2 separate regions of the Homo sapiens genome follow, and region 2 is linked to region 1. The links are chromatin loops, found by intact Hi-C in ENCODE. Cell type or tissue: mammary epithelial cell. All regions are shown on one strand.

Region 1 (8,000 bases):
AGATTGCTGTCTTCTCATTGTTTCTTCACATAGTGGAAAAAGGACAAGATTTTTTAAGATTCCTTTTTTATAAGGGCTCTAATGCCATTCATGAAGGCTCCACCCTCATGACATAATTACCTTTCAAATACTTCATCTCCTCATACTACCACTTTGAGGGGTAGAATTCTAGCATATGATTTTGGGAGTGTGGGGCACAACTATTCATTCCAATGCAGTCAATCTAGCTATAGGTTGTCAATTTTATTGATCTTATCACAAAGAAATAACTTTCAGTTTTGTTGATTTTCTCTTTTGATTTTATAGTCTTTATTTCATTTAGTTCTACTATAATTTTAATATTTTCTTTCCTAGCTTTTGTTTAGCTTAATATTTTTTCTAGTTTCTTAAGGTAGAAGGTTAGGTTATTGATATTTTTAATCTTATTTTTTAATATAGGCATTTACAGCTATAAATTTCCCTATAAGCCCTGCTTTACTTGTATTCCGTAAGAGTTGATGTAGTTTTGAATTCATGTACCTCAGAGTACTGATTGGCCTTGTAATTTCTTCTTTAATCTCTTGTTTATTTAGGAGTATGTTGTTTAATTTTTAAATATTTGTGACCTTCTCCTTCTTTTATTACTGATTTCAAATTACATTCCATTGTGGTGAAAGAACAAATTTACATGATTTTAATACTTTTAACTTAAAAATAGTTTTGTTTCATCATTGTTTTATAATTTATAATCTTATAGTCAATTCTGGAAAATGTTTCATGCGCACTTTAGGTGAATGTGTATTCTTCTGTCATTGAATGGAGAGTACTATACATACGTTTCAGGTCTAATTAGTTTATATTATCTTTAAGTCTTCTATTTCCTGGCAGATCTGCTGTTTAAATGTTCTATATATTATTGAAAGATGGATATTGAAATTGGTAATTTATTGTCAAGTTGTTTCTTCTTGCTTTCAATTCTATTATTTTTTTCTATATGTATTTTAGGGCTCTGTTGTTAGGTGCATATATGTTTTTAATTTTTATATCTTCTTGATGAATTGACCATTTTCTATTATAAAATACTCTTCTGCAGTAACAATTTTTACTTTAAAGTATTTTGTTGGATATTGGCATGACCACTTCGGCTCTCCTTTTTCGACTGCTTGCCTGTTCTATCATTTTTTATCATTTCTTTACAACAACTGTCTTTCCATCTAATGTCTGCATCTTACAGACAGCATAGATCACTTTTTAAAATCTATTCTGCCAATCTTTGACTTTTTACTGGACTATTAATTCATTTACATTTAATGTAATTACTCTTAATATAGCACTCACATCTACCATTTCGCTATTTGTTTTCTAAAAATCTTATGGCTTATGCTTTCTGCTATTTCTCTATTACTGCCTTCTTTTTAAATTAAATCATTTTTCAAATATACTATGTTAATTCTCTTGTCATTTTTTAATATTTAGAAAAGTTTCCTTAGTTGTTTACCTGAAGATCACAATTAATATCTTAAATTATGACAAGCTAGTCAGGATTAACACTAATTTAGTTTCAATAATAAAATAAGTTTTACTACTGTAAGCTTCTTCTCTGACTTCTCTTTTGAGCTATTGTCAAATTACATCTTTATGCATGCATGTCAAACAGATTAATAATTAGTTTTATGTAGTTGTCTTATAAATCATACAGAAGAATAATAGTTACACTAGTTGCAAACAAGAATGCATTTATACTGTCCTTTATATTTACCTATTTAATTATATTTACCTGTGCTCTTTATTTACTGCATTTAGTTTTGTGGATTAGAATTACTAACTAGTGTCTTGTCATTCCAACCTAGAGAACTACCTTCAGTTTTTTGTTTGTTTGTTTGTTGTTGTTGTTGTTGTGGAGACAGGGTCTCACTCTGTTGCCCAGGCTGGAATGCAGTGATGCAATCTCAGCTCACTGCAGCCTCGACCTCCTGGGCTTAAGTGATCCTCTCATCTCAGCCTCCTGAGTAGCTGGGACTAAAGTGGTGTGCCGCCACACCTCACTAATTTTTTAAAAAGTTTTTGTAGAGACAAGGGTTTGCCATGTTGCTAAGGCTGGTATCAAAGTACTAGGGTCAAGCACTCCTCCCTCCTTAGTCTCCCAAAGTGCTGGGATTACAGGCATGAGCCACTGCACTCAGCCTTTATTATTTCTTATAAGGCAGATCTTCTAGTGACAAATTATTTTAGTTGTTTTTCTGAGAAATCTCAACTTCTCTTTTAATTTTGAAGGGTAGCTTTTGATGGATACAGAATTCTTGGTTGAAAGTATCTTCTTTCTGCTCTTTGATTATGTCTCCATCTTGTTTTCCAGCCTCTTTGCATCTGAAAATAAGTCATTTCTAAATTTTGTTTAGATTTTTTTCATTCATAATGGATCATTTTTCTCATGCTGTTTTGAAGATTCTCTATTAGTTTTGGCTTTCAACAATTTGATTATAATGTTTCTATGCATAGATGTATGCATTTATTTATAATCTTTTTAGCTTTTTGGATGTGTAATTTTTTAACTATATTTGTTACTTTTGGGGTCGCTGTGTCTTTAAATATTCTTTCTTTCCCTTTCTCTTCTTTATTTCTTGGAATTCCATTTTGTGTATAATGCTGTGCTTATTAATGTTCCATAGGTTTCTGTGGATAGTTCCATTTTTCTTCATTCATTTTTCCTTCTGCTCCTTACACTGGATAATCTCAGTTGATTTATATGCTAGCTTGCTAATTTCTTTTATATGCCTGCTCAAACCTCCTGTTGATTTTTTTTATTTTAGCTAATGCAATTTTAAACTATAGAATTTGTATTTGGTTTTTAAATATAACTTCTATTTCTTTATTGATTGTCTTTATTTGGTGAAATAGTCTCATATTTTAATTATAGATGTGATTGTGTTTAGGTCTTTGTGAATTGTACTAGCTTCCTAGGATTGCTTAATAAACTACCACACTCTAAATAGCTCAAAACAATAGAAACTTATTATCTCACAGTTCTGGGAGCTAAAATTCCAAAATCAAGGTGTCATCAGGGTGATGCTCCCCTTGAAGGCTCTAGAGGAATTTATATTCCATGCCTGTCTTCCAACTTCTTGTGGTTGTTGACAATCCTTTTCATTCCTTGGCTTGTAATTGTATGCCTCTGCCTTTACTCTTGTGTTCATTTGGTGCTCTCTCTATATGTATCTGTGCCTAAATTTCCCTCTGCTTATAAGAAAACCAGTCATATTGGATTAGGAACCACTTTAGTCCAGTATGATCTAATTTTAACTAATTATATAGTTAAAGGCCCTATTTTAACATAAGCTCACATTCTGAGTTTATGAGTGGGCATGGATTTGGGGGTCTTCAACCCAGTTTAAGCATGTATATAATAGTTGACTTAAAGTGTTTTTTGAAAATGGAAATTTTTAATAATATAATGTGTAAACACTGGACATCAGATACTCTCCCTTTCTGGTGTTTGTTGCTGCCACTGCTTGTTTCTCTTGCTGTTTCTTATTAATTAATTTTCCGAACCAGTTCTATAAAGTCTCTGTTCTTTGTCACACGTATCACTGAAGTCTCTGCTTGCTTAGCTTTGTGGTCACCTAATGATTCAAAAGACATTTCCGTAAATGCCTGGAAGCAATCAGTCTTCTAGCCTTCGCTGATGGGTTCTGCATATGAGTTCAGGCATGCCTTCAGGACTCCACCAGGCACTTGGTAATTCTGCCTTATCCTTCACTTTTTGCTTGAGCAGCGCCGAAAGGTGAGCCAGAGGTGAGAGCTTATGGCCATTTCAGATGATTTCTGAGCACGTCCACAGCTGTATGCATATATGTGACTTTCTATTTTCCTAACTACTTTCAATACATGCCCTGCAGAAAGACCGTTGCTCTGAGTAAGCTCTGAGTCAGGTCAAATAAAGGCAAGCCTTGTGAGTAGGGTCTTCCAGGAACCATCAGACAATTAAAATAGTGACGATCCTATTGGAATTGGGTTTTGATGAAGCCCCAAACTTGTTTTGGCCCCCAGTGGCTGGCAGGCTGCTGGTTTTCCTACTACTGTGTGCGAGTTTTAGGGCTGTCATCCCCGGTGGGGGTGGAAATGAGGAGAAAAGAAAAGCAATGTTAACACTCAATAAAATGTGCTGCTCTTACCAAGATTAAACTAGTTTTTTTGAATAAACCTGCTGAATTGTTACAAGCCTTTGGTTAATTTCCCAAGTCCTGAAAGGATTGATTCTGCTCATTTTTGAAAGCATTCTCATTGTTTTTATAGATTGGAAAAACTTCAGAGATCCTTACTCTGTCGTTTCCCCTGACATCCCATTACCATATCTTTTCAGACTAACAAATATTTTCTTTATTTTGTTTTTATCATAATCAGAGAAAACAACAAGTCTTAAAATGTGAAGTATTTAATTATTTGGCTAAGCAACATGCATATCATTCTGGAAACATGGTAAAGAAGCAGGCTCCATTCTTGATCCTGGGAAAGCTGCATTCTTGGCAGTCACTGACATTATACTATTGAGGACAGGCAGGGCAAGCCACCACTAGTTTCATTGTAAAGGCACAATTTATCCCCCAGGAATACCAGGCAAATAAGAGTGGCCTATTCTCTTCTATTTCCAGAAATCACTTAAGCCAACGTGACTTGGATTTATTATTTCTCACAAGAGATTTCTCTTTATATCTTTGAATTCATTGCTAGTGTACTTCACTATGAGATTTCGAATTTCTATTTTGTTAGTCTTTTATTTTGATGGATTAGAATAGACTATATTGTTCAAACAACCTTGTAGCTAAGATCCATTTAAAGTGAAAACAAATGTATAATAAAATGTCATGGTTTACTCTAAAAAATATATTTAAAATTACAATACAAATTGTGAATATAGGGAAGAAAGTTTATAAAAAAATTTTTCTTGAACACTTACTATCATGGCCCAAATACTGTGTCCACATTTTATGCATATATTATATATTCCTCACAACAATTTTTTGAAGACGTTAATAGAATTCCTAGTTTACTAATTAGGAAATGGAGATCTTAAATAAGATTCCCAAAGTTATACAGCTAGCTGTGGACAGACTGAAACTTCAAAAGTCACGTTGTTCATTTCATTTTTTATTAATAAGGCTTTGGTTTTGAAAATAATCTTAATAATAAATGCATCTCCTGACTGTCTGAATTTTCACGAAGTTTAAAATATTTTAAGGGATTTCTCTAATTAAGAGTATGTAGATAATGTTTTTTGAGCTTCCTTGCTTAGATAACAGCCAGAGGCAAAATCTTTGTTCTCAGTGTCATGTAACTAAATTCAATAAAGAATTCATTATTAGGAAAACATAAATCAAAAATGAGATTTGGTATTGACTAGAGTTTGAAAGAAATAATAAGCTGATAGGCATTTTCATAAAAATATAGCAGGTTCATAATAAATGCCTAAAGTGCTTATTGTCTTAATGTATTCATTTTTTAGCCATTTAAATTACATTTTACAGTTCCAAAAGTGGCTAATCAAGTAATAAAGATAATGTTCAAAACTACAAAGATCTTCTTGGCGTATTCTCAGCCAAGAGAGTATTGGCATATTTTCGCAGATAGCACATAACACTTTTTCATGAGTCACTGTCTTAAAATAATTTTCTTCCTAGTGTTATAATACTTCCTTATAGGAATTTTGATTCTGCAAATAAATTTTACATCAATTGATATTTGCAACATTATTTTAATATTAAATAAAATTATATTTTAGTTTTGTTTAATAAAACAACATCAAGATTTGCAACAAGTACTATTACCACTTTCTCACAAACTAATTATAATACCTATTTGGTTGCCATGTGGTTTAGGCACTCATCTCAGAGAGTCAGTTGTGTATAGGGTAGTGATTCTGCCATGGTACCTGTCTTCATTATTTTCAGCGAGATCCGTAAACTCTTTGTGACTGAGTCTCACCTGTTGAACTAACCAGTAACTGTTGCTCTGGTCCACTGAAAAACTAAGAGTCATTTGTATCACGTTCTAATCGCCTTCATCACAAGGGCTATCTTTCCTGCTTTGAAACTTAAATGTTCATCATCAAGCAGTTTCTTGTGTGAGGTACCTACCTTGATAACTACGTTAAACATTTCCCTATTTTTTTCAGTCCTTTAAAGATTCTGCATATTTACTGGGTGTAAGATAATTTTCTCAGCATGAAAAGAAGAATGTGAAATGGTTGAGGTTTAAATACCCATAAGAGAAGAGGAGATAAGAGACTAGTTACTGTCTTAAGCTTATACTTGAATTTCAAGTAGATACTTGCAAAATCTGGGGACTATTGAAAAGCTACTATTAATAATAAGAGAAAATGCCCCCATATAGGGACAAAAATACTCCAAGTGAAGTAGCCATCTGAATGGGACTCAGTTGGGGGAGAAAATGCTTTTTACAACAAATTAAATTCTACTTCGATCTTCGCACAAATTTGTAGTCCAAATTAATATTATAAAAGAATTGTGAAAATCCCAAGTTAATACATGAAGAAGAGACATATTTTGGGAAGTTGAAATATTAGTGGCTTCAGCCAAAGACAATGCAAAAAAGCATTTTGTATGTGTTCCACTTCAGGCATGGCCAAAGATGCTCCTGCCAGGCCAATTTCCCCACAAATAACCACTCGAAACCTGGATAAATTTTTTGAATAGTAGCCTGGAGGCAGTGCAGATTGAGCAGAGGCTGAAAGATTATAGGAGGGAATCAATTTGGAAGAAAGAATGGCATGGGGTAATTTTCCTGTGTTCTCAATTATTTTAGCCTCAATGCAGATTGCAGTCAGCATTAATAAGTAAATCCTTGATAGAAAACCCATACTTTTTCTGTTCTAAAGAACTGGAGAACAGAGTTTGAAATAATCATTTCCACCAGAAAGTGAGGGAGATATTCCAGAAAGGAGATGGCCAGAGACGGGGAGCCCAGATCCCATGCACAAATTTCAGCCAATTAACTAACCAACCTTAAACCATGCATACACAAGGCAGGATCAAAGCACTTTGGAATGAATTTTGAGCTGTGTTCAAAACACAATGTTCATGAGTCTAAAATAATTGTCCGCTAAAATTTAGAAAATCAATACTCTATTAAGGATTATAACAGGATTCAGTCTCTACATCTTCAGAGTATTCAAGAAACAATACAAATCCAGTCAATAGGTGAAGAAAGAATGGATATTTCATTCATTCTCAAGAGAAAAGACAACCTATGGAAAACAATACCCAAATGAACATATGTTGAAATAAGCACATAGGATATTATTTTAACTATTTTAACTACACTCAGTAGTGTAAAAAGAAATATGCTCTTAATAATCAAAATACAAATAGTTTCATCAGCAAATAGAAACTAGGAAAAAGTCTCAAACAGAAATGCAAGAATCAGCCAGGTGCAGTGGCTCACACCTGTAATCCCATCACTTTGGGAGGCTGAGGTGGGCTAATCACCTGAGGTCAACAGTTCGAGACCAGCCTGGCCAACATTGTGAAACCCCATCTCTACAAAAAATACAAAAATAGCTGGGTGTGATGGCATGCACCTGTAATCCCAGCTACTTGGGAGGCTGAGGCAGGTAAATCGCTTGAACCTGGGAGGTGGAGGCTGCAGTGAGCCAAGATTGCACCACTGCAATCCAGTCTGGGTGACAGAGTGAGATGCTGTCTCAAACAAAAACAAACAAACAAAACAAAACAAACAAGAAATGCAAGAAGGGAAAAATACAATGTATGCAGTAAGCACACACTAATTGGGCTTCACAGAATAATAGAATTGACAAAGAAAGGGGTCAGAGAGATCAACAGAACTTTTTAAAATCTGAACAATACCAAGATTGATAAGCAAAGTGAACAAAGCTTCATGGACCTGTGAAATAATCTCTGAAGTTCCAATATCCATGTAACTGCAGTTCCACAGCAGAAGAGAAAGAAAATGGGACATACAGACACACAATTATTGAAAAAAAAAAA
Region 2 (8,000 bases), 1.4 Mb before region 1:
AACTGTGAATCAATTAATCCTATTTCCTTTATAAATTATCCAGTCTCAGGTATTTCTTTATAGCAGTGTACAAATGGACTAGTACAATAATAACGGTGTTGGTGGTGATGATAATGGTGTTTCTGATTGTGTTGACGATGGTAATGATCATTTTGCTGTTAGTAATGGTATTTCTGACAACATTTTTGATGGTGTTGGTGATGGTGTTGATCATGATGGTGTGGGTGTTCATGGTGGTATTGGTCACAGTGATGATGGTGTTGGTGGTGTTTCTGATGGTGTTGGTGATGATTATGGTGATAGTTTTGCTGTTGTTGATAGTGTTTCTGGTGGCATTTTTGATGGTGTTGTGTTTCTGATTGTGTTGGTGATGCTTATGATGCTGGTGATGGTGGTGATGGTGTTTCTGATTGTGATGGTGATGGTTATAATGATGGTGAGGATGATGGTGTTGGTGATGGGTGGTACTTGGCTCCTTTTACAGAGCAGGACCCAGGAACAGAGAAGGTCAGGTGCCCATGAGCATATCAAAAAAGGTATATCCCAGAAGAAGGCTGAAGACTGGGTACATTGATTTCCTAAAGAAGACAGAGTCACTGCTTAGCTCTACGTGCTACTGTTCACAAGCATTCCTCTCCATAAAAATAGTTATGGTAACTTAAAATTGCTTTTCATTTTTTACATTGTATCATTAACTTTGTCGATCTTGTGCCCTGTTCTTCCACTGCAAAGCAGACTCCTTGGAAGATAAGATGGCCCCTTACTCTCTCTAACAACAGACTTCCAAGAGGAATTTCTCTATGATCTTGTTCCAGGAATGTGTTTCCCAAGAAGCAAGTCTGGATTCATCTTATGTACACTCCTGGCCTGTCTCTGGTATGTTTTCCTGGCTGGAGAATCTTTTGACAGCTCAGAGCCCAATCTGTGGCTCATCTCTAATGAATGTGCAGTATTTCTTATTTGCTTCTTGTTTTCCCTACCTTTCTTCGCGTTCTGATTTCATCATTCACTTCATTTTTTTTGACAGTGAGGTCGCTTTTATTATCATCCTCATATTACAAGTAAGAAGGAGCACCAGCATTTCAGTAGCTCTTCCTGTCAAAATGGCAGGAGCAGAATCTCAGCCTGCATTTGTCTGAAAATTATGAAGTAGATCTTTAAAAATATTATATTTCAAGTTTCAACACTAAATTACTATAAGGACACAAATAAGCTTTGGATATTTAATTTTTTTCTCACTTGAAAAGATGAATGTGTCTTCCTCTTTCATAGATGGCCTGTTATGATGAATTCAGCAGAATATAGCAAGTAACTCTAAGCCTCTAATTTTCTTTTGTATTTAACTATAAAAATATTTTAATTAATAAAATAAAAACACTCACGTATAATTTTACCACCCTAACACACTACTAACATTCTTACCTATTCTCTTCCAGATATTGTCCTTATGCCATTAAAATTGCATAAGCATATTCAAAATCAATAATTTATATTTTTGATTTTTACTGTTGAGTTTCTAAAGTCCATATATTGTTATAAGCCTCTTTAAACCCTTCTTGCAAAAGACAAAGAATAAGAGGATAAAGAATGTATGGAACCTGGCCAGGTGCGGTGGCTCACGCTTATAATCCCAGCACTTTGGGAGGCCAAGGCGGGCAGATCACCTGAGGTCAGGAGTTCTAGACCAGCCTGGCCAACATGGTGAAACTCCGTCTCTATTAAAAATACAAAAATTAGCCAGGTGTGGTGGCAGGGTGCCTGTAATCCCAGCTAATCTGGAGGCTGAGGCAGGAGAATTGCTTGAACCCAGGAGGCGGAGGTTGCAGTGAGCCAAGATCACAACATTGCACTCCAGCCTGGGTGACAGAGTGAGACATCGTCTCAAAAAAAAAAAACAAAAACAAAAAAAGAGTATGGGAAACTAACTTCAGTGCTGGAACATAAGACAAGGAAAAAGACGAGTCAGAAGTAGCACAGCCCCTGATCAAATGTGCTGTCCTCACATCCCTGTCATCTGGAAATGCCATTCCTTAACCTGGAAAACCTTCTTCTCCCAGATTCATATTTTGCCTCACCATTTACTTTGATCCCTGCAAAGGTAATGACATTGATTCCATGTTTCTAATTTTTCTAGAAATTCGGGGATCTGCTCAGCAGACCGGAACAACCCAGGAGGCATCTGGGCTCTGGAAGGAAATACAAGCCAGCCAGTTCCAGCAGCTTTTTCCCAAAGCCTGGAGCAGGCTCTGCTCTGTAGCTACTAGCATTTTTACGACAGTAACCTGAGGCCACTCATCTTAGGTCTGATTGATGAGTAGGTCAGAAATCATCCCAGCGTGGAACCCTCCTTGACTCACGCTGTCTGGGTGAACACACAGACCCATTCCACTGTTTCCTGGCCAGCTTGACTTCACTCTTCTTATTTTTCTTGGGCTAAGAAAAGACATTCTTTGCTGGATATAAATATCATGCATTTCAGAAAGTTCATATGTACAAATAACATGGATTCGGGATCATTACAGTTGTTAATTTTAGTAAAATAATTTTTTTCTTTGGCTTGCTTCTTGAATTCTTTAGTGATCTTGGACATACAAACACAGACTTCTTGTTCTAATTATCTCAGGTATGAGGCTTGGAAGTCGCAGTGTCCTGACTATTTCTGGAATTTAGACAGAATACAGCAGCCTGAACGTTCTTTCTGACAAGCCACAAGGAAACAGATGGGATATGTTGTTCCCTCCAGGGTGGGAGTCGCTGGCCCAGCCCCAGAGACAGATGTGCATTGAAAACACAAAAACTTTTTAGGTGGAAAATTTCAGACATATGTAAAAGTAGACAAATTCTATCACTGTGTTCGTATCACCCAGACTTCTGAACTACCAATTCGTGGCTGAAATTCTTTCATCCATGCTCGGCTTAGTCCTAACTCCTCTCTCCCCTGTGATTATTTAAAAGAAAATCCCAGGAAGATTTTTTTTTTGTGCCAAGGATGCATAAGAAGATCACCCAATACAATGATTTATATGGCTCATTTTGAGTTTTCCTATAGCACTGCCCTGGCTTTGCTGAAACCACAAGACCCATTGTGGCTGCATGACTCATCTTCCCCAGAGGCTGTCGTCTCAAGGTTTCTTGTGCTAGGGTTTTTGAAAGTAGCACATTGTTTCCAAAAAGCAAAATTCTGTCATTTGTCACCTACATTTAAGCATATCTATTGTGGCCAGGCGTGGTGGCTCACGCCTGTCATCCTAGCACCTTGGGAAGCTGGAGTAGGCAGATCACCTGAGGTCAGGAGTTCAAGATCAGCCTGGCCAACATGGAGAAACCCCACCTCTACTAAAAGTACAAAAATTAGCTGGGTGTGGTGGCACATGCCTGTAATCCCAGCTACTCAGGAGGCTTAGGCAGGGGAATCACTTGAATCAGGGAGGTGGAGGTTGCAGTGAGCTGAGATCGTACCACGGCACTCCAGCCTGGGTGACAGAGCAAGACTCTGTCTCAAAACAAAACAAAACAAACAAACAAAACGAATATCTGTCGTGAGAATTAAGGGGCCTATCTAGAGGCTCAGGGAATATTTGTCTCCCTAAGAAGTACTGACCTACGTAACTCTTTCAACAGCGAGCTTCATGCCTGCCTGTGTGTACGTATGGGTTTCTACACATCAGGCCGTGAATCCACATGTGTGTCATTCATGGACTAAAGCAGTGATTGAACACCTACTCTGTTCCAGGTACCGTGGTAGACAAGGCCAGGAGGGCCTCTGTTCCTGTGGGCTTCCGTTCTAGTGGCGAGCCACGTGCAGCGTGGTTGCTGGAGACGCGGGACGCTTTCCTGACTTGCATAAGAAATGGGCACGAGGTAGAAACACAGTGTTAAGAAGGCCTATGGGGATGAGGTCTTGTTGTCCTCCCACAGGTGTTCTGTCTGTTCAGAGTTCTGTCTCAGCCAGATGTGGGACCCCAACCAAAGTGTGCCCCCATCACGGGGGAGGCACCTGGGATAAGAGTAGGTTCACTTTTAAAGACATATTTGGTTAGAATTCAGGCCAGAGAAACAGGTGCCTCGTTGACAGGTGACCCAGGTCTGTGGTGTGCGAGCCATCTGCCTGGCAGGAGAGACAAACTTCAGCCAATGCTCTGGTGACTCTGCCTCCCCGCCCCTCCTTTCTGGGAATTGGGTTCGTCTCCAGGGTGTCTCACCTGCAGGAAGGGCCAGCCTGTGCTTTCCTGTCATTTGTCACCTGGCCTCTGCTGGAAGTATCTTCTCTATGGGGGTCCTCTCTGGCCAGGCCATTGGTCAACACCACTATCTTTTGTTCTTGTCAAAAGGCTTTTCCACATCTCTCTCTCGACTCCTTCCCAGTCTAGCCTCTATTTGGGGTATGGAGGAAATGACTCCACAGCTTCCCTCTCCACCTGGGCACGGAGAATATCTTGGGGACTGCGTCTGGACAGACCAGCCACCCATGTGGGTGCTTCTGTGCTGTGCAGGGCCTCCCCGGGGCCTTCCCTGGGATGGTAGCCTTGCTTTCTCTGTGCCTGGATTCCCACACCTGTCGGGGATCCCATCATTTTCTCTGGTCCTCAGGGGTGGGCAACGGGGCCGAAGTCCCTTCTCAGGAACCCAGCGGCATTGAGTGTCCTTTTCCCACTTAGGATACTCTTTCTCCGTTTCCTCCCATTTAGAGAAACACAGCTAGTCTGGAGGTGGGGGGGAGACTGGGTTTCTCAGATAAAAACATCCTTCCAAACCCACTGTCTCTGCCTGCACCTCAGCACATGGAACTCCGGGGCTGGGAATTTGTGCCATTGTGTCTCTCTGGGCTGTGGGCTGCATCATCTACTCCTGATGGGGTTGAGACACACACACGGGGTTGGGAGCAGGTGCATAAGATACAAAAAGGTGGGGAAAAATTGCTGATGTATCAGAACATTCCTCACAATTCTTCTCCGGACACCTACACTCAAAGTGTAGCGCTTGGGGAAAATTATAAAATAAGTAAAGGGGGTCTTTCTATTTCCCTAACAGGGCAAGGCTCTGTGCTAGGTTTTGTGGCAACTGAAAGATGAATCAGAGGCATTTCCAGCTCTCCAGAGTGTCACTGAGTGGAGACAGACTCGTGCATGGAATCACACCCAAGGCAGACAGTGTAAGTGATGTCATGGAAATACAACCATGCAGACAGATGCAGTTTCACCCTCATAGCTCTGCTATGAGGTAGGCAGACCCTGCCCTATATGAAGAAGATGAGGCATAGAGAAGATGAGTAATTCACCTGTGCCACAGCAAACAACGAAAGAAGGTGAGTGCCCACCCTAGGTCAGGGGCAGAGCCTCTCTGTGGGGATGGTTGGTTGGGGGTGGGGGTCACAAAGCCCACGTCTGATGGAGACGTGCTGTTGGGATGATGTTGAGAAAGGGTGGGAGTGCAGAGAAGCCCCAACATAGTAGGCACCTGCAAGGGGCATTATTTAAGATTCCAGGGTCAACTTGGTGACAGCCCCATTTGGATTTGCACCTGTGCTGCCTCTGAGCTCTGTCTTCTCCTCTGCAGATAGAGTAACCAGGGCACCTGTTGATTGGGGGCCTCACCAGCAGGAGCTCCTGGCAGCGGCTGCAGGGTGTAGCAGCACAGGACAGACGCTGGAGGTGCAGGCGCAGAGGTCCTGGGGTAGGTCCTGTGGATCACACAGCACTTACAGAATATTCCAAAAACAAAACAAGAGAGAAGGCTGGTGATACCATGTCAAGTTAGAAACAAGAGAGAAGGCTGGTGATACCATGTCAAGTTAGAAACAAGAGAGAAGGCTGGTGATAACATGTCAAGTTAGAAACAAGAGAGAAGGCTGGTGATACCATGTCAAGCTAGAAACAAGAGAGAAGGCTGGTGATAACATGTCAAGTTAGAAACAAGAGAGAAGGCTGGTGATACCATGTCAAGCTAGAAACGAGAGAAGGCTGGTGATACCATGTCAAGTTAGAAACAAGAGAGAAGGCTGGTGGTACCATGTCAAGTTAGAAACAAGAGAGAAGGCTGGTGATACCATGTCAAGTTAGAAACAAGAGAGAAGGCTGGTGGTACCATGTCAAGTTAGAAACAAGAGAGAAGGCTGGTGATGCCATGTCAAGTTAGAAAAAAAAATATAGCACAATAGGATCCAGGTTCTATTTGAAAAAAAAAGAAAAATCAAAAAACAACTTAGGAACAATATTAACAGTAACTTTTCTCTGGCTGATAAAACTCTTGAGTGCTGCTTCCTTCCTTATTCATTTTATATTTCCCCCATTTCATTCCATAGACACTGCAATGTTATAACCCAGGTGTGGAATGGTCATTGAGTTAAAAGACACAGCACATTTCCTGGCAGGTGCCTCCTGACCCCCTCCCTTGTGTCTTCACCTCCCTGAAAAGTGGATGTTTTTGTACAGGTTGTGCATATCGGCGGCTCTGTGGCCAATCCAGTACTATCCTATCACGTGCTGGGGACACGATGTGGTCAGACGTATCGTCGTTCTCATGGTCTCAAGTTCACATTGTCTCTCACACAGGTACTTGGATCTGCTATAGACGGCCACGGGCCTCCTGGATTTGGTATACAGGGGTCCAGACACCTTGGATTTGATATAGAGGGTTTTGGGCCTCCTGGATTTGGTAAAGAAGGATTCAGAGTGCCTGGATTTGGTATAGAAGGATTCAGGGCTCCTGAGTTTGGTATAGAGGAGGCATGGCTCCTGGATTTGGTATAGAGGGATTCAGGGCTCCTGGATTTGGTATAGAGGATTCAGGGCTCCTGGGTTTGGTATAGAGGGATTCAGGGTTCCTGGATTTGGTATAGAGGGATTCAGGGTTCCTGGATTTGGTATAGAGGGATTCAGGGCTCCTGGGTTTGGTATAGAGGGATTCAGGGCTCCTGGGTTTGATAGAGGATTCAGGGCTCCTGGATTTGGTATGCAGGGATTCAGGGCTCCTGGATTTGGTATAGAGGATTCAGGGCTCCTGGATTTTGTGTAGAGGGATTCAGGGCTCCTGGATTTCGTATAGAGGGATTCAGGGCTCCTGGATTTGGTGTAGAGGGATTCAGGGCTCCTGGGTTTGGTATAGAGGATGCAGCGCTCCTGGATTTGGTATCAAATTTCCTGGATTTGGTATCAAATTTCCTGTCTCTTAGACTCTCTTTTTCTTTTTCCATTCTTCCAGCTTGCCTGGCTGCCTCTTCCCTGTATCTTACTCCAACAGGGGTCAGTGCTGGCCATGGTTATGTGGAGAGTTTCAAAAGCAGACATTGTCTCACAGATGACCTCTCTTTCTTACCCTAGAAGGACTCCGTGTAACATGAGGCATTCCTTTTAACATGTGGCATTCCTTTTAACACATGTTGAGGTGGTCAAAGAATACTTTTTGAAATAACTCATTTAATACAATATTTTATTTGGCAGACGCATGTTGATATTTCTCCTAGGAAACAAAAATGTGGACATAGGTTATTATTTCTCACTGTGGTTTTTAGCAGGCATAAGAATTGGGCATCTCAGAATAGAATGGAATACAGGAGCTTGATGAAATTTTAGAGACGGTCTAGCTCAGATGCTCTGCAGGAGACGAAACTGAGACCCAGAGAGCTGGGGTCGCACGTCCAGTCCTCGTGGTGCCCACGGAGGCCCAGAGTGTGGGAATCCTCCTGCAGCAATTCCGGCTCGTGGTCTAGTGATGTTCCCATCTCCCAGCTCCTACGGGAGGAAGTAAAATGAGGTGTTCATGAATTTCCCTTTTCTCCTGTGAATATGCTCTCAGGCTACAAGATTCTCTTGGTTTTCTAAAGGTTATGTTGATAAGTGTCTCTTTTTCAACATTTTAATTTGCATGTATATATGTGTATATATATGAATCTTAATCCATGGCTAGGCTCCTAAAGACAGCAGTTTTCTGTCAACAATATTTAAATAAACTCAAGCAGCTTCTACTCTCCCTCTATATGACAGAAATGCATTAAAAATCTT

The links. Hi-C counts contacts between places; a loop is a spot of excess contacts. Peaks named below come from ENCODE experiments on the same cell type or tissue, not always from the same donor. Only the 100,000 strongest peaks of a DNase experiment are listed, where the experiment ranks them.
Region 2: a loop joins it to region 1, with 4 times the contacts of the local background. A loop is called at or near these places in 8 of 110 quality-filtered maps.

The regions. Positions count from the first base shown.
Region 1 is chr10:4,667,889-4,675,888 of GRCh38, forward strand. All of the region lies in intron 1 of MANCR (mitotically associated long non coding RNA), which reads right to left. LOC105376373 (a long non-coding RNA gene) reads left to right here and starts at 3,643. Exons shown (of 4, transcript XR_001747338.2): 1 at 3,643-3,771. In mammary epithelial cell, no CTCF peak of the experiment used is centred here; DNase peaks (open chromatin) are centred at 3,063, 3,773 and 4,543; H3K4me3 peaks cover 997 bases; H3K27ac peaks cover 7,640 bases.
Region 2 is chr10:3,224,853-3,232,852 of GRCh38, forward strand. It overlaps LINC02668 (long intergenic non-protein coding RNA 2668), which reads right to left. Exons shown (of 3, transcript NR_187504.1): 3 at 7,412-7,730. Among named protein-coding and RNA genes, the nearest start is that of LINC02668, 29 kb to the right of the region's middle. In mammary epithelial cell, no CTCF peak of the experiment used is centred here; DNase peaks (open chromatin) are centred at 2,329 and 3,089; H3K27ac peaks cover 1,180 bases.